Regions from separate parts of the Homo sapiens genome. Here region 1 is linked to region 2. The links are chromatin loops, found by intact Hi-C in ENCODE. Cell type or tissue: ovary. All regions are shown on one strand. Links, peaks and the distances in the headings refer to the core of each region. The heading gives the core; the rest is flanking DNA. Region 1 holds the start of LINC01164 (long intergenic non-protein coding RNA 1164). Region 2 overlaps LOC124902561.

What was found. A loop is a pair of places that touch in the nucleus more often than their neighbours do. Peaks named below come from ENCODE experiments on the same cell type or tissue, not always from the same donor. Only the 100,000 strongest peaks of a DNase experiment are listed, where the experiment ranks them.
Region 1: a loop joins it to region 2, with 2.6 times the contacts of the local background. A loop is called at or near these places in 51 of 110 quality-filtered maps.

What each region holds. Positions count from the first base shown.
Region 1 is chr10:131,783,494-131,792,221 of GRCh38, forward strand. It overlaps LINC01164 (long intergenic non-protein coding RNA 1164), which reads right to left and starts at 6,706. Exons shown (of 5, transcript NR_038365.1): 1 at 6,584-6,706; 2 at 6,164-6,373. In ovary, for the core only: a CTCF peak has its summit at 3,727 (motif pointing left); a DNase peak (open chromatin) is centred at 1,758.
Region 2 is chr10:130,185,755-130,194,482 of GRCh38, forward strand. LOC124902561 reads left to right here. Exons shown (of 2, transcript XM_047426136.1): 2 at 1-8,728. The coding sequence starts at 4,314. The coding sequence ends at 5,471. Among named protein-coding and RNA genes, the nearest start is that of GLRX3, 54 kb to the left of the region's middle. RefSeq lists an enhancer at 4,073-4,573 and silencers at 4,415-4,744, 4,795-4,914. In ovary, for the core only: a CTCF peak has its summit at 4,540 (motif pointing right); a DNase peak (open chromatin) is centred at 4,567; H3K4me3 peaks cover 783 bases; H3K27ac peaks cover 388 bases.

The DNA.
Region 1 (8,728 bases), core at 366-8,365, 1.6 Mb after region 2:
GGCTAGACATGAGCAGGAGAGGGAGCCCCTGAGAAAAGGGAGGTCTGGAAAAGTCTCACACCCCAGGGACCACCAGAAACATGCATGCTGGAAATGAGCAGAGGAGGGGATATACTGATGCAGGAAGGAACACCCCTTAGAGACACCCAGTCATCACTCCCTCCACAGTCAACCTGTCAGAGCAGAGCTGTCTGCGTGCTGATAAAGAGGAAAGAAAACAAAGGAGAAACTCAGAGACAAGCAGTCGCAGTAAGTGCAGATCTGGCCATGATACAACCTTCCCGAGTGGAGGTAATGAGCAACACAGCCATTAGGTAGAATTTGCATCCAACACTGGCCTGGCATGGGTACCGCCTGATAGTAAAGGAGGGTCCCAGAAGCCCAGGGTGAGAACTAGGTGAGGAGAAGGTGGGGACTTAAGACAGGAATGACAAAACTAGACCCTCCCAAAAAAGGCAGAGCCTTAAGACAGAGGTGGGAACTTCAGGAAAAAATACAAAGTCATAAAAACCCAGCGTAGAACCCTCAGGGGCTGTAGCTCATTCTCCTTCAGCTGCCCCCTCTGTCTCATCTTTCAGAGTGCACTGTCCCTTTAAATAAACCCTCTGCTCCCAATTTTCCTTCCATAAATTATCTTCTTGGATAAGAGAATAAACTCCATAAACTGTCTCTTGGCCAAATTCTTTCTCCCAAGATGACAAAGGACTGAGGATTCCCACACTTCCTGATGAGAGAGAGAGAGAGAGATTGATTGTAAGGAGTTGCTCACACAGTTATGGAGGCTGACAAGTCCCAGTTCTGCCATTTGCAAGCTGGAGACCCAGGAGACCAAACAGTGTAAGTTCCAGTCCAAAATCCAGCAGGCTCAAAACCAGAAAAAGGTTCATGATTCAGTTCTAGTCCAAAAGCAGGGAAAACCAATGTCCCCTCTCAAGGCGATTAGACAGGAGGAAAGCAGGAGACCCACCCTTTCGTTCTACTCAAGCCTTCGCCTGATTGCAGGGGCTGCCCTAACCAGGGAGCACCATCTGCCCTACTCAGTCTACAGGTTCCAATGCTGGTCCCATCCAGAAACATCCTCACAGACACACCCAAAAAATGTCTGGGTGCGCGGCCCAGTCAAGTTAAAGCATGAAATTCACCATCCCATGATGTGCACCCATCTCGGTGTATTGACCACCCACTCTTGCCTGACATCTTCAGAAATAAAATAGACCTTGTGCCTGGAGCCACTGAGAGTCAGAGGTTGTTGGTGAAGCAACTGGTCACATGTCTCTGACTGCTGAAGTGGACAGTGCCCCCGCCCACGGGACCCCAGCCTTGCCCTCGCCACAATGTGGCCACTGTAGACTTCCTCAGTGGGACCCATTTCCACAGCACATCTAGTCAATCCTGCCATGTCAGCCAGAGGTCCCCAATCTCAACCCCAGCAGACCAGAGGAGCTCCCCTCCCCCACCGCCTCGAAGCCAGTCTCTCCTCTGGGCCTCCCATCCTGTGCAGGTGGACACCCTGTCATCACCTCTGGCTCCTCCCCTCACCTACGTGCAGTGGAGGGGCCCATCCCTCCACGTCCGTGTCAATGTGACTGATGATTCCTCCTGCCTTTGCGGGGCTGACTCTGGGCCCAACGTTGCTCTAAGTGTCATAAATGGTGTCTTCTCACAACAACTAGAGGTTGTCATCGCTGTGACCGCCATTTACAGATGCAGCAGCTGTGACCCAGCGAGGTTGAGTGGCTTGCCCACACTCACCGCCTCCGTGCATACCGACCCCGGCCTGGAACCAGACACCCTGGCCCGAGCCGAGAGGCCCCTTGCTTCCTGCTCCACACCTTCCCGGGAAAAACAAGCACTCTGAGTTGGGGTCACCAAAGCCACAGAGTGCAGCTCAACTTCAGCTTGGTGTCTTGCAAAATCTCTTATTCTCTCTCCTTGGTTCTCCCCTACAGCAGCAGAAACTGCCCAGCAGTCCTGTTCTATAGACTTTCCCCTTCCCCTGCCATTGCCCTGCTGAGACACTCCCCACGGCACTCCTGACTCCTTCCTCCAGAGCCCAGAATATTCCAGGCCCAGGGCTGGACCCAATCCCCCAAAAGGCCACTGATGCCACCATGGCCTGTTTCTTCTCGGTGACACCTTGCAGCTCACTGAATTCAGTGGAAACTTTATACCCAAGAGCATATAGAAAATCAATTGTGATAATTCAGAAGCCATCTGGCCTCCACTGGCTACTACTCAAAAGAATACCGAAATAAGCCACTTCAAAACCCTATTTACTATTCATTGACCACCTACTATGCACCAGACGTGCCCCTGGGCCTTTTGTGTCAATTACCTGGTTTAATTCTCACCACCGTCCATGAGGCAGACACCATTGCTATCCCCATTTAACAGAAGGAAAAAATGAGATGCAGAGAAGCAACTTGCCAGACATTACCCAGAGAATAAATGGCAGAACCAGCTCCCAGCCCGGGCGTTACTCCAAAGCCAATCCCCCTAACTCCTACAGGGCTGCTGAGCCAACGTTACACAAAAGCAGCGACTGTAGAAATGAGGAGAAAGGTGAGCATCAGAGTTCATCCGGTTGACCTTGCGGAGCTGCCCTAGGGGACGGAGAGCTGCTGTGCTCCCTGCTTCTGCACACCAGGCAGGAGTCAGGCCACCACGAGCCCCTTCCCCTCTATCACCTGCCGCATTCCCAGCCCACGGCTCTGCTCAGGGTGGACTGGGCTCCTCTGGCCGCCCAGCTCCCCTGCAGGGTGGCTGACAGGCCCTTGCCTACCCTTCACTTCTAACATTGCTATCCCCATTTCCCAAAATTCAGCAAGGTTAGTTCCCTTCTCTTTTCCCCTAATTCTTGCTTTTTAAGATCAATCCTGAGCAAGAGGAGCTTTCTCAAGAAGGAATTATGTGCATCTGTAGCCCCACTGAAGCTTCAACAAACTGATTCCCCCAGATGTGCTCAATGGAAGAAGTCAGGTCCTTTGTTGTGTATCAGATCCACTTGGCCAAGGAGAAGGGTTCTGCGCTGATTCATTCATAAAATCTTCATCAAGCTCTTACTGCATTTATCATCCTGCGCAGGAACTAATGGGTACGTGCATGCACCTGACAAGGAAAAATGGGCCTAAGAAACATCACCGTAAATGTCATGTCTTTAAGACATAAGCGTCAACATTTTAAGGATAACATTGAATTTTTTTCAAAAGAATATTATCTTTTTCAATAGAAAATACACAAATCTGTACCAGTGTGAATGTCCTAGGTCATTGATCACAATGGAACTGGTTCCACTGAGTTATGACCTGCTGTAAGAAGAGGCATGGAGACTTGTTCTGTTCTGAGGATCCCGGCAGTTCTGAGTTTAAGTGCTTGTCGGCTGGGAACTTTGGTTATGCACAGGCAAACCTCTGGAACCTATGTTCCCAGGCCAAGGAGACTAAGGTAACAGTGTTGTCAGTGCACACCGTACAGTCCTTGGAGCTGGGCTCGCCTTTTCCTGTGCCACCTGAAAGCTCTGGCCAACGCAGTGGAAAAAACAAAAACAAAACGAAACAGCAATAACAAAAAAAACCACACTGGGTTTTGACTGAAGTGACATCTATCGCCGGCATTATATAGATTCGAATTTATTGACTTGACTCTTTTTTTTAATTCTAATTTATTCACCATTTCAAAAACCAAGTATGTGATTAAAATCTGCTGCCACCTGGTGGTGGTCACAGTGTCACATGTCATGTTCCAAAAAGTGAAGTCCACGCTACAACTGTGTTTTGGTAAAGGTAGCAATGAACATATTTTTCTCATCTATTTAGGGGAAAATGGTAAAATATGTGAACTTATTCATTGTTAATCCTACATGTGACAAGTATAATCCGAGCACAAGCCTTGAGGCAGCATTTCTTAACTGGTCATAGATGCTTTTGAAACCCTGATAAAATGTGGGAGGATCTCCCTGGGAAAATGAACACACGTGCACATTCACAAAGTTACACATGCAACTTTGAAAGAACACAGTACAGAGTGAAGATGCTTGCTTTAAAGAAAATACCTAGAATTCGATCTCACTGAGATGGTTGCAAATTAAAAGGCTCTAATCACAGTGAAAAGGAACCGGTAGCTATGAGCCACTGTGAGTTTTCTAAGAAGTCAAACCAAGTGCACCCTGATTCCATTTTGTTGTTATGATATGTAAAGGTAAATATATAGGAGATATACGTGTTTTATATATGTGTATATAAAACATAAACATTTATATATTTTTGTACTTATTCATATAAAACATATTTATATATAATTATTGTACAAGATAATTTAATTCCATGCAATAGTTATTTATCACATGGCTGGACTGGTCACTGGGCCGGGTGCTGAATGCTCAGAAAATTAAGACACAATTTCTGCCTTCAAAAGACCCACAGCCTGGCAAGGAAAATGAGCAGACATATATACACATATATAAGAATTATAATCTGATATGACAAGTGTTCGTCCAAAGGCACTACGGGAGCAAGAGGAAGAAGCAATTTCTTCTATCTGATTTGAGGGGTGGCAGGGAGAAAAAGTTGCCATTTCAGCTAAGGAAAGAGATGGGTAACCCCAACCCCAATGTGAAAGACACATATTCAAAGCAGGGAACTGCATGGGGGAAAGCTCAGCAGCATCAAAGTTCACAGGACCAGCACGTGCTCTGGGGTCAGGTCGCCAAAGCCACAGAGTGAAGCTAAACTTCAGCTTGGTGTTTTGCAAAATCTTTTATTCTTTCTCCTTGATTGTCCCCTACAGTGAACCTTCCCACCAGTCCTATTCTATAAAATGTTCCCTTCCCTCACACTCCAGGGATTATCCAGGGTGCAGAACAGGGAGGAGTATGCCCCATCTCGTGTGCAAAACCTCATTATGTAAGGTAATTCTATGGGATACCTTTTATACCCCACATGAAAACCCTCCCAGCCTCACCTCGCACTTCACCCAGTACCTCCCAGGCTCTGATCCACTTTGCATAGGTGTCACCTGACACCACCTGGGCTCGGAGATCTGCTCACCTCTTACTTCCTGCCTTGGCCCCGGGGTCACCTGCAGGAGGCTGCTCAGCAATCACAGTTATGCAAGTCTCCAAAGACAGGGCCTCCACGGCCAGGACAGAAGCAGATAATAAGTTCTCTTTCCTTTACTGTCCCAAGGAGACTGTGCTGAGATGCATTTCATAAAGGGCCTCAGAAGGTCTCAAAAAGCCCAGCATCAGCCACTCCAAGCGGCTGTCGATTGGATAAGCCATCTGGTATTCCCATTCACTCCTTCCCTCCCTCGCTCAACTCACTCCTGCTCGCCTGAGCCCTGAGACCCCTGCCCAAAGAAACAGCCTGAACTCAAGCCTTTGTCCCTAGCTCTGCTGGAGAAGCTCCATCTAAGACCACTGATACCACACCTGAAAGCTCTAGATAGCAGACCTTCAGGATAGAATTTGGGGGCTAGTCCCCTCGCCAATCCAGCACACAGAGGAACCCCATTGCCAGTGGCAATTGGGGAAGTAATAAGCCCCTGGCCTCAGCTGCCTCATCATCACCAAGAAGGGCACTGGAATAGGGCTAGAGAGAGGTGCAGGGAGGTGCGGGGGAGGTACAGGGGAGGCACAGGGGAGACAGGCTTTGCACTGGCATCCATGACACCTTAGAGACTCCCCATCCAGCAGGGTAGGGGTCCCCAACTCCCAGCCATGAACCAGTACCAGTCTGTGGCCTGTTAGGAGCCAGGCCACACAGCAGGTGAGCAGCAGGCTGAGGAGCACTGCTACCCAAGCTCACCCTCCTGTCAGATCAGCAGCGGCATTAGATTCTCATAGGAGCACAATCCCTATTGTGAACCGTGCTTTTGAGGGATCTCGGTTGCCCACTGCTTATGAGAATCTAATACCTGATGATCTGAGATGGAACAGTTTCATCCCCAAACCATCCCCACCCCCAGTCTGTGGAGAAATTGTCTTCCACAAAACGTGTCCCTGGTGCCAAAAAGGTTGAGGACCACTGCGCCAGGGCGTTGGATTCAGAAGGTCTTGCAGAGGGTGCATCAGCAATATGCATTTCTAACTGGCAGCAAAAGTCCTCTTACAAAACGTTCATCTACTGTAGAAAGATTTAGGATGTAGAAACAAAAGAAATGTCACCTGTAACTCTGCCATGGGTCAGTGTGCACCATCTCAGGCTCTTCTGCACGCCCATGTGGGTGGGGTCGGGGTTGGGTGTCTCGGCCAGGTGGAGGCTGGGCCAGGCCCCAAAGCTGTGGGCGGCAGATGCTGCATCCACCTCCTCTGGCTTGGATCTAGAAGCTTCCTCCTCTCTCTTCCTCTTGCCTGAATTGACACAGGAGATGAAGCCTGGGGAAAATGGACCAGAACTCAGACCCCAACCCCCAACCTACAATGACATTCAAGGATGTAAGACGCACATGATAGATTTGTTAGCACAGTGTTATCTGTAAATCAGAGCTGTGTTCACTGTCAGTTAGAACAGGCTGGGTTATACCGAGTAACAAATGTCCTGCAATCACAGAGGCTTCCCTCCACAAAGATCTGCCTGTCACTCACCACGTGCCCAGGGCTTGGCTCAGCCCTTCACAGGTGGATGGGCATTCGCAAACTGGAGCACGGCAGCCTGTCATAGAGACAGGAAATGAGCACATGGTGAACAAGTGCTGGCTCTTAGCTTCTGCCCAGCAGAGCCCCATGACACTTCTGCTCACATTTCATTGGCCAAGGCAAGTCACATGGCCCTACTGCCACATGACACTTGTACTTGAATTTCATTGGCCAAGGCAAGTCCCCTTGCTTTGCCTGCTTCAGAGGAGCAGGGATGTTCAGTGAGCAAATCACCCTGAGAACTTGATGACTGTCCTTGCTCCATTCTTTCTTTTATCACGGTCCTTTGTCCACCGACACATCACCAGCTCTGGACTGGAGCTCCAGTAGAGAGGGCACCAGGCACACTCATCCTTGTATCCCACAGGGACTGCCATCATTGGCAGACAGGCAGTCTACTTCTCTTTTTCCTGCCAAGAGTCGGAGAGAGCAGTGACTTCCACAACACTGGCCCTGCAGACTTTGTAACCTAAGTTCCCAAAAATGGACTAAAAAGTAATGAGTTCTTATCCTGACTATTCACTCAGCAATACTTAGTTATTAAACATCTTCTATGTGCCAGGTACATAATGTGGAGAATAAATAGAAGTAGAAAATAAGAAAATGAAAATATCCTACAGGTTATCTCTTATTCAAAATGGTTGGGACCAGAAAGGTTTTGAGTTTTGGATTTTGGAATATTTACATTACACTTAATGGTTGAGCATTTTGAATCCAAAAGTCTAAAATCTAAAATGCTCCAGTGAGCATTTCCTTTGAGCATCATGTCAGCACTCAGAAAGTTTCAGATTTTGGAGCATTTCAGATTTCAGATTTTTAGATTCAAGATGCTCAACCTGTATAATTTCACCACTCTGGGGGACCTACTTAACATTTTTTATATATTTCCTTTCCGTTTTTTTCTATGGATTTTTTTGGTCATGCCGACTTAAATAATTTTCTCTTTTTTTTCACTTAAAGTTATAACTACAACAGTCTTAAGAACTCTTTGAAAATTTAATTTTAAAGACTGAATCATATTGCCTTTAATGTGGATTACATCAGTGCAGGTTATTTATTGGGCCATCTTATTATCATTAAACACTTTGGGTCATTTCACTTTTTTATTTTTTAAAATGCTATGATTAGTATCATTTTTAAAATTATACCTCAAAAAGTCTTTGTAAGAAGATTATTCATAAGGCGTAAGCATAAGGAAACCTTCTTATGAGATCATTTGTTCCACAACAATTTATCTCAGCCTAATTGCCTTTTATTGGCCATAGAGCTGTTCACTTCCTCAGCAACCCAGGGTTCAAGTCCTGTAAAACACAACACTGGGCAGTTCTAGAAGAGAGAAGCGTTTCTGGAGCTTGGCTCTAAAATCTTCAGATCACAACAATTTTCACAATGAAATAAAATTTAATTTTTGGCTCACATAGTAAAAGATTATATCAGATTTCTCATTCCTCGGAAAATCAGAGAGAACTTAATAACAAATACCATAATTATCTGCAAAGACTGAACGGTGATTAAATTATCAGGAGGCCGTTACTCCTAAAACTATTTCTTTAATTAGCTAAAGCTGGCAGTATATATTAATATTTCCTGAGATATTTGCATACATTCACAACAGGCTAACCAGACATTAGCTGAAATATAATTTTTCTAATATTATGTTAGAAATATTTTAAGATTAAATCATATTATCATGTTTTTTCCTGTGATTATTAGAGCAGACACTCTTGATTTATCACCATAAATTCTCTAATTTAGGAGCTGAAAATGCTTCTCGTTTTCCATGATGAGCTTTTTCAATTCCATTTACACAATAGAAGGTGCTCTTTGAAGCCCAGATCTGCTGGTAGAACGTGGTTTTTGATAATCCACATCTGCACACTGCTCCCAGACAAACACAAGGAAGCCCACCCTAATATGTAGCTGGCAGGACCCCGGCCATTCAGATTCCGTGGCCACAGCAGGAAAAGCGTCTGGGTAGCAGTGGGTGCAGGGACAGGGTGAGGGGAGCTGGTCCTGGCTGGCCACAGCACCAAAGAGCGGAGGACATGTCAGCAAGCAGGATTTGAATGAGGGTCGAACAGGTCTTTCTCAACT
Region 2 (8,728 bases), core at 397-8,396:
GCTGTCCTGGGCCTCCGTCCACCTGGAGTGCGGGCTGGTGTCATCTCAACAAGTGGCCAGATTTGACTGCTCACCTTGAGGTAAGCTCTGGGATTTTGCAGCTGGGTTTCCACGCTTGGTCTGTCTCAAGATTAGTCCCTAGAACTTCGAAGTAAGCACGTAATTAGAGACTAGCTCACAGACACATGTGAAGAGAGTATACGGTGAGAAAGGGGAGGGGTATGGAGTCTATTTTAAGATTAAGGGAAAAGGCTTCTGCAGTTTGCTCTAAGGTTGCATCTCAGGACTAAAGAGAAAGGAAAAAAAAGTCTAAAAATGCATTTTGAAGTTAAGCTGCTCAGTTACACTCCTACACAAAGGCCAGGGAAAGTTAGAGTCATATTTCTAGTTTTTTTTTTTTTTTTTTTTGAGACAGAGTTTTGCTCTTGTCCCCCAGGCTGGAGTGCAGTGGCGCGATCTCGGCTCACTGCAACCTCTGCCTCCTGGGTTCAAGCGATTCTCCTGCCTCAGCCTCCACAGTAGCTGGGATTACAGGCGTGTGCCACCATGCCCGGCTAGTTTTTGTATTTTTAGTAGAGACGGGGTTTCGGCATGTTGGCCAGGTGGGTCTCAAACTCCTGACCTCAAGTGATCCGCCTGCCTCAGCCTCCCAAGTGCTGGGATTACAGGCGTGAGCCACAGAGCCTGGCCGTATTTCTAGGTTTTATGGCTGGCCTCGCAGGAGAGGGGTTCTGGTTTCTATGACCTGCACTGGGGAAGAGGCATTCTACTTTCCGTGGCCTACCTTGAGGGGTGGTGGGGTGCGGGCAAGGGAAGGGGCCAGAGGGTCAGAGAGCCCTTGCCTCTGAGGCCCTTCCGGTGTCCTGCAGTTCCTCAGTGTGCCAAAACCACAGGCCTTGGGGTATCATTTTCTGAGCCCCAGCATATCCCTCTATTTTGCCCTTAGGTCTGGAGGAAGGTTCCAGGGCATTTGCCCTTGGTGGGTGCAGGTAGGGAGGATCTGCGGGTCTTCCTCATGCCAGGAGTCTTATCCCAGAATCAAAGGCTCCTGGTGGGTAGGAGCGTGTCCCATGTGCAGCACGCTTGGCTGTCCGAAGTTGCTGATGAGAAGCAGCATAGGATCTGGCAGGGACGGTCCTGAGTGGAGAGGCTGAGATGGGAGGTGGTGGCCCACGGTTAGCGGGCTGGATTTTCTGGGGCAGCCTCCATGCCAGCATTTTGTCTTCATCCCGGAACCCTGTGCACTGAGGTGCAGGAAGCGTGTGTAGTTTCACACACTTAAGTGTAAGAAAGCATGTTCCTGTTGAAAATAACACCCCGCTGGGCATGCTGTGGGGTGACGGCAGGTTTTTGCCCTCCTCCTGCAGCTAAGCACTGGAGCCCTGGGTTCCCATCGGGGCTGTGGCACTGTGCTGTTTCCCGGGCCACTGCCAGGGAAGGAGCCTCCTATATTGCTGGGCAGGGCCTGCGTGCAGGTCCAGGTTTATAAATTTTAGAGCTTGTTCAGAAAGCAGGCAAAAAGTGCTGTTGGAGGTGCTAAGATATAAAGGTTTTTCCCCGGGTGTGTATTATTTGCTACTTAATATTCTAAAGAAAAATTAGAACATTAAGTTATTAACATGAATGTTTCTGCTTTTCTTTGCACTGTGTAGTGGCAATTTCAAATGCAAATATAAGAGCATTTAACTTGTGTGTGGGATACTTGAGCTGGCCCATCTATGTCTATCTCAGCTTCTGCCAGGATGCTGGAGGCACTGCACAAAAGGAAATGCTCTTGATCCATGCACATTCCCTCAGCGAATGCTGCCTTAAGGCTAAGGTTACCATGAGAGAGAAGGAGCTGTGGGTTGCCCTCTCATTGCCTGCCTTCTGTGTCATCTTCAGTGTGAGTAGTTGGCTAGTACAGGCAAGAGACAAGGCAGAGAGGATATGATGGCTTCCTCCGTCATCCGTGTTTCTTAGAATGCAATTGCTCTCTTTCTGGGCTGGAAGCAAGTTCTCATGTGATTGGAAAGCGTGGTGCCAGGGCTGTCAGCTCCAGCTGTCCTGTCGTAGCTGGTTACATGCTGATGTTGCCCTCGCCTTGAGTCTTGTCACCTCCGATGCTGAGGCCCACTGGAACGCTGCTTCTGGCGCATCGCGAACCCTGCATGTTAGCCGGGTGGCAAGGAGTAGCCAGTTCTCTGCTCACCCACATGCTCTGTGGTGCCCCTGCACTAACAGCACGAGTTCAGATAAAATTATTAAGAATTTCGAGATGACGAAAGCAGAACGTGAAACTGAGTGTGGTCCTTCTGAGTGCAGGGCCCCATGGGACCGCACAGGTGGCAGGCCTGGAAGGCCAGCCCTGCTTCAAGGAGTGTGGCTGAAGGAGGTCGGGGAACTCAGGCCCTGACCCCAGGGTTCTCCTTTCCCGGAGATTCTGTTAAAGGGCCACTCACCTTAGCCATGATCTTCTTTGAACTTGCTCCGAACTGCTCGCTAGAGAAACACACACCCGGTCACCTGTGACCCCTTGTTCTAGGTGCATTCCTGCAGGGACATACTCTCCACCTGATGCTGAAACCACCACAGCAAACAGGTGCTGTCATGAATAGTTGACATGTATTAAGTCATTTAATTCTCACCACAACCCTATGAGGTAGGCATCTTCAGCCCCATTTGACAGATGGGGAAACTGAGGCATGGGTGAAGCACACTGCTCCTGGTCATAGTACCTGTTGGACCTGGGATTTGACTCTGGGCCTCCTGGCTGCAGTTTGCCCTCTTAACCCCTATGAGGTGTGAGGAGTCAGTGAATTGGCTCCTGTGGCTTGGGAGGGAGACATGTTCCTCTGGGTGTCCAGGGACAGCACTGGGTGCAGGGTGGAGTGCTGGGCTGTGGATGGGCCCATATTGGTCCTAATGGTAGGCAGAGAGGGTGAGGAGGTGCCCAGGACCGGCTTTGCCAGAAGGAGAGAGAACGCTGGCACCACAGGAGCAGCCCACCGTGAAGGCCATGCCCTGCCCGAAGCGCGGTGCCTATTTAGAACCCGAGGGCCCCCCAGCACGATGGCGTTTTGGGGGTTATTTTTGTTGGTGGGGAAACAAGCTCAGGAATTTGCCAAAGCTCTTATCCAAGGGGCGAGTGGCTCAGCCAGGGTTCATTACCAGGCTCCGGATCCTGCTTCTCCCGGATCACAGCAAGCGCTGTGCTTAGGCCTGGGGTGGGGGACGGATTCTCCCTGAAGGCAGGTCTGACGCGGGCGGGAGCACCCACCCCGCTGGGTTCTTACGGCGGATCCGTTACCTGGGTCTCCAGAGGGTGAGGTCGCCGTGGGCACCCTGGGAGCAGCAGTTCAGATAGAAATCCTCCCATGCCGTGTGCAAACACTAAGTTTTTTGTTTTGTTTTGTTTTGTTTTTTTTGAGACAGAGTCTCGCTCTGTCGCCCAGGCTGGAGTGCAGTGGCGCGATCTCGGCTTACCGGAAGCTCCGCCTCCCGGGTTCACGCCATTCTCCTGCCTCAGCCTCCCGAGTAGCTGAGACTACAGGCGCCCGCCACCACGCCCGGCTAATTTTTTGTATTTTCAGTAGAGACCGGGTTTCACCCTGTTAGCCAGGATGGTCTCGATTTTCTGACCTCGAGATCTGCCCGCCTCGGCCTCCCAAAGTGCTGGGATTACAGGCGTGAGCCACCGCGTCCGGCCGCAAATACTGGAAGTTTTAAGTCAAGCGAACAAACATTAAACTGTTCTGTCCTCTTACCTTGACAAATACACCTACCAGTGACCGGGAAGGCTGCCTTGTGAATTTAGAAAGTCCTGGGTCTTGGCAGCTTCAGGGGACAGATCGCCCCGCTCACGTTTGCCCCTCTTGCTTCCCACCCTGTTTCTGTCCCTTCCCCGGGGCCCTGGGGCACACAGGGGTGGGATCGGGGGTCCAGGCCGGGAAGGGCTGCTCAGGCTCCGGGCACGCACTCCTGGGGGCGGCCTGTGCACATCCCTTTTGGAGGGGTCTGCCCCACGCATCCGGGGAGGTACGCAGCCCCTGGTGCCAGGGTCCAGGTGGTGCTACTGGGGAGGGCGCGTGCAGGAACCAGCAGCCCTGGAACCAGACGCCAGGGTAGGAGCTGGTCACGAGCCCTGCCTGGCTGGGTCGGGTCCCTGTCCTGGGTCCCAGAGTGCCCTGGACGTTGGGGCTGCAGGGACACCCCGGGGCCAGCGACGGCAGGTGATGTCCAGGGCCCCGCGCCAACTGGGAGCTTTGCTGCCGCTGCGGCCTTGTGTGAATTTGGAGGGACAAGGCCGGGGCGCGAACTGAATCTACTGTCATATGCGGAGTCAATGCACCATCTCCAGGACCTCGAAAGCCTCAGTTTCCACGTATGCAAAACGGTCCATGGTGCCCTCGTACCCTGGTCGCTGCTGCACCATCGAGGTCAGCGCGCGGCAAGTCCCAGGTAGGCCACGTCGGCTGCAGACCTCGGCGGCGGGCGGTGGCGGCGCGTGTCCACGCGAGGGCGCTGCGCACCGCGCTTCAGCCCGACCTCGCCTTCTGCAGGGGCGGTCTCCTGGCGCCAGGGGGCGTGCGAGGACCGAGGAGAGCGCAAGAGTAAGCCCGCGGGTGCCGGAGCGCGCGCCCCGCCGTGTGCTGGGTCCAGGGCGCGCGGCCGGCCTGTCCGGGCCTCCTTCGCAGACGAAGCGGCTGGAACGTCTCGGGGGCGCGCCAAGCCGGGGGCGCATGCCTGCACACGTGTGCGGGGCTCACCTGGTGCTGCGGCCGGCTCGGGCGTTGCCTGCACGCACCGTGCTCTACCTGCGGGAGCGGAGTGGAGTCCGCGGTGCCTGCGTGGCCGGGGCAGGGCCCACAGGGTCCGGCTCAGAGCCCCGCCCCGCTGCCTGCGGCTGCCGAGCCTTTCCAAGCTCGAGGGGGCCGGGACCTTTGGGAAACCAGCGCCTGAGGCTTGGGGGCGGCCGTGCTGGGAGTGGCGGCTGCCGGGAAGCAGGGCGGATCCCTGGACACCTGGAGCCCTGCCCCCTCGTCCCCGGGGACCCGGGGGTCTGTCTGGTTGGGGTCCGAGCGGCCTCAGGGTGGGCGCTGCATCCTGGCCCGGGGTGCACGGTTGTGCGGGGGACACACTTGTCCCGTCCTGCCCGAGCTGCGACCTGGGCCAGAGAAGGGAGCGGAGCTGGCATAGCCCCAGCCCCAGCTCACTGGGGCGCCTTGCCCGCCTCCCCAAGCCTGGGCCGGCTTGGCCGCTGCAGCCACCGGGCCTGGGCCCCAGCACTCGAGCCGCAGGGCGTCGCAGGCCTGGCCTCGCTTCCCCAGAGTCGGCCCTCCCCAGGAATTTTTTGTTCCTTAGCCCTAGTGAACCTTCTGCGTCCCCTCGAAGAGGGGAGCCAAGGGACCTTGGGGACAGTTGAGGTTCGGGTTTTTAAAACACCAATAGGCTTTATTTTTAGAACAGTTCTACATTTACAGAAAAAATGAGCAGCTAGTCCGGAGTTCTTATTACAACCCCTGCTGCCTCCCCCCGTGAACATCTTGCACAGGCGACGTGCATTTGTTCTAATGAACGAACAAATAGTGACACGTTACTATTAGCTAGAGTCCATACAGCTGAGGTCCCCTTTCTGTCCCAGGATCCCACCGGGTCGCCGTCTGCTCACGCTCCTTGGCGGCAGCATTTCTCAGACTCTCCTTGTCTCTGGTGATCGTGACGGTGTGAGAGTATTTTGAAGGCTCTTTCTCGACTGGGGTTTTCTCATGGTCAGGTTGGGGCAGCGGTGTTTTGGGAGGAAGCCCGCAGAGGCAAGGCGCCGCCCCCCTCCCATCACATCGAGGCTACACGCTGCTGACACGCCTTCTGGCTGCGGCGCTGACCTTGGTCACCTCGCACGTCTCCACCCCAGTTCTGCTTTCTCCCTCCTTCTATAGGGTGTCGTTGGAAGTCCCTGTGTGCAGCCTACGCTGAATGAGTGTCCCTGAGGGGGAGGAGCCCATAAATTGCTGGGTTCTGCGTGGAGACTTCTGCATATTCATCTCTTTTCTCCATTTTTTTTTCTTTTGGAGACAGGGTCTCTCTCTGTCACCCAGGCTGGAGTGCAGTGGTGCGAACACAGCTCATTACAGCCTCGACCTTCTGGGCTCAAGCGATCCTCCCACCTCAGCCTCCCAAGTAGCTGGGACCACAGCCATCATCACACCTGGCTAATTTCTTTGTATTTTTTGTACAGACGGGGTTTTGCTATGTTGCCCAGGCTGGTCTTGAACTCCTGATCCTCCAACTTTGGCCTCACAAAATGCTGGGATTACAGACATGAGCCACTGCACACAGCCTTCTCTGCATTTACTCATCTATTTGATCATTCTGTCAGTGTAGACTCATAGGTATTATATAAGGGGTTAGGAGGGGTGTGGTTATAGGCTGCTGGTGTACACTTGGGCACTTGTTGTGTGTGTCCCTATGCTTGTCTGTGTTTGAAATGTTTCTAATGAAGTGAAATAAAGATGGGGTTAGGGCCGCCACTGAGGGGTGAACCAGGCTGGTAGACAGTCTCTTACCAGAGCCTGCCCCTGTGTCAGGGAGGGCTGGGTCTGGATTGGGCTGTGTTGGGCCTTTGTCCCTGCCTGGTGCCCTGTCTGTGCTAATGGCTATGGTCCTAACAGAGGCTCCTGGGGCCTAGGGGGTGGTTCCTGTTGGCCTCTAAAACCCGCCCTACTCAGTGACCGAGAGAGCAAGTTGGGACCCACTGGGACCGGGCCCTGCCCTTCAGGTGGCCCTGTGGCCTCTCCGAGTGCATGGCAGTAGAAGTGGTGGGGGACATTGCAACCTGCAAAGTGCTGGGCTGGAGGCCACTTGCTGAGCCACGCTGTTTCTGGCAGGGACTTTCTGACAGGGCTGATGTGTGTCCTGAAGGGACTCCTGCCTGCGTTTGGGGCTGTCCCTGAAGCGAGAGCACGGGGTGTCTGTGGGGGCTGGCTCCCCTCTCCTGAGCCCACCCCGGTCTCTGTGGATGGCTGCCGGCCTGGGTTGATGGATGTGGGCTCATTATCTTGTCTGTCTTAGGGGAAGGTATTAGCTTGGCAGTTCATAAAAGATTTTAATTAAAGAGGGAAGAATCATTTTGGCAAACTAGCCTTGTTCCCACACTCAAATGACCTGTCAAAGTTATAAGTTCGGTTAATTTCCACACAAAACCTTGCTATTTTGGGGGAATTCAGCTGGAGTCTGGGGCGACACAGCCCTGGGACTGGGCACCCTGGGTGGAAACCTGTTTCCCTCTCTCTTCTTGCCTGTGAAAGCCCCTGGCAGCCACCCTGTCCCTGCTTCTCCAAAGCCCCACTCTCTCTGCCCATCTGCCCACAGTCCCCATGGGTCCCAGTGTTACCCTTGACCCCTTTTCCACATGCCCTTCCCGCCCAGGTCCTGGTCTCCTGCAGAGCTGCCTCATCTCCAGGCATCCACGTAGACTGTTACATCCTCTTCTCCATGTGCCAGTGATGGGATGCTTAAAATACATTTTGAGAGAGTTATGGGCTCACAGGCAATGGCGAGGGATGGTACAGAGAGACCCTGTGTACCCTGCCCTGTTCCCCACAGCAGGAGAATCTTGCAAAATTGGAGTGCAGTAGCACAGCCGGGACATCCCACCAATACACCACGAGCCTTGTTCTGGCTTCAGTTTTTTGTGCACTGGTCTGTGTGTGTGGGCACGTTGAATTCTAGACAATTCCACCACAAGCACCCACAGCCAGATGCAGAACAGCCATCACCGAAGGCTCCCTCCTGCCCTTTCACCCACAGCCACCTTCCCTCCCACCCAGCTCTCCCGGGTCGGCGGGTGGGTCTTTTTAAACCACACCGCAGGTCACGCCTCCTGTAGCCTGCAGTGGCATCTCCCAGGCCTTCCCAGGCCTTCCCAGGCTGGGTCCGCAGGACTCCTCACCATGGCGGCAGAAGTGGCCCCTGAGTGACAGCAGGTGCACTTGCCCTGCCCGGCTGTCTCAGGACCTCCTCACCCCTGCCTGGATGCTGCCTAGCCCACCCCTTCCACTGCCTCCCTCACACTCCTCCCCCTCCCCCGCCCGCCTTCCCCCTATGCTCTCCCTCTGACTAAGGGAAGAGTTTCTCAGGAGCCTCGCTGCCCCTCTCTCTGTCTCTGTCTCTTTCTCTCTCTCAGTCTCTTTCTGTGTCTCTCTGTCTGTCTATATCTCTGCCTCAGTGTCTCTGTCTCTGTATCACACTGTTTCTGTCTATATATATCTCTGCCTCACTATCTCTCTGTCCCTTCATGCTACTAGGACGTCTGGCTGCCCTTTCCTCCCTCCTGCATCCCTGGCATGTGGAACGGTGCTCGATGACTCAGATCCCTGCTCCCTACCTTGGTCTTTCCTGAGCGTGCTCAGGGCTGTGCTTGGGGACAGGATGGGGACCTGTGGCTTCTCTCACCTCCTCTCCTGCCAATGCCTGCTGCCCTGCAGGCCCCTGGAGGTCCCAGGCTGGTGACTGGGCATGCAGACGATGGAGGAGCCCCCAGGGGTCCTCGAGGCACCCCCTGGAAAGTGGCCAGGTGTTGATTTGGGCCGAGCCGTGTGTGGGTCTCCTGTGGCCTGGCCACCAGCAGGGACAGAAATGGCAGGGTGATCACTGGCTGACCCAGAGATTTTGTTTCCACTGAGCCTTGGCCTTCGTTGACTGTTACCACTGGGCTTTGAGTCAGACGTGGCATGCTGCTAGAGAGCGA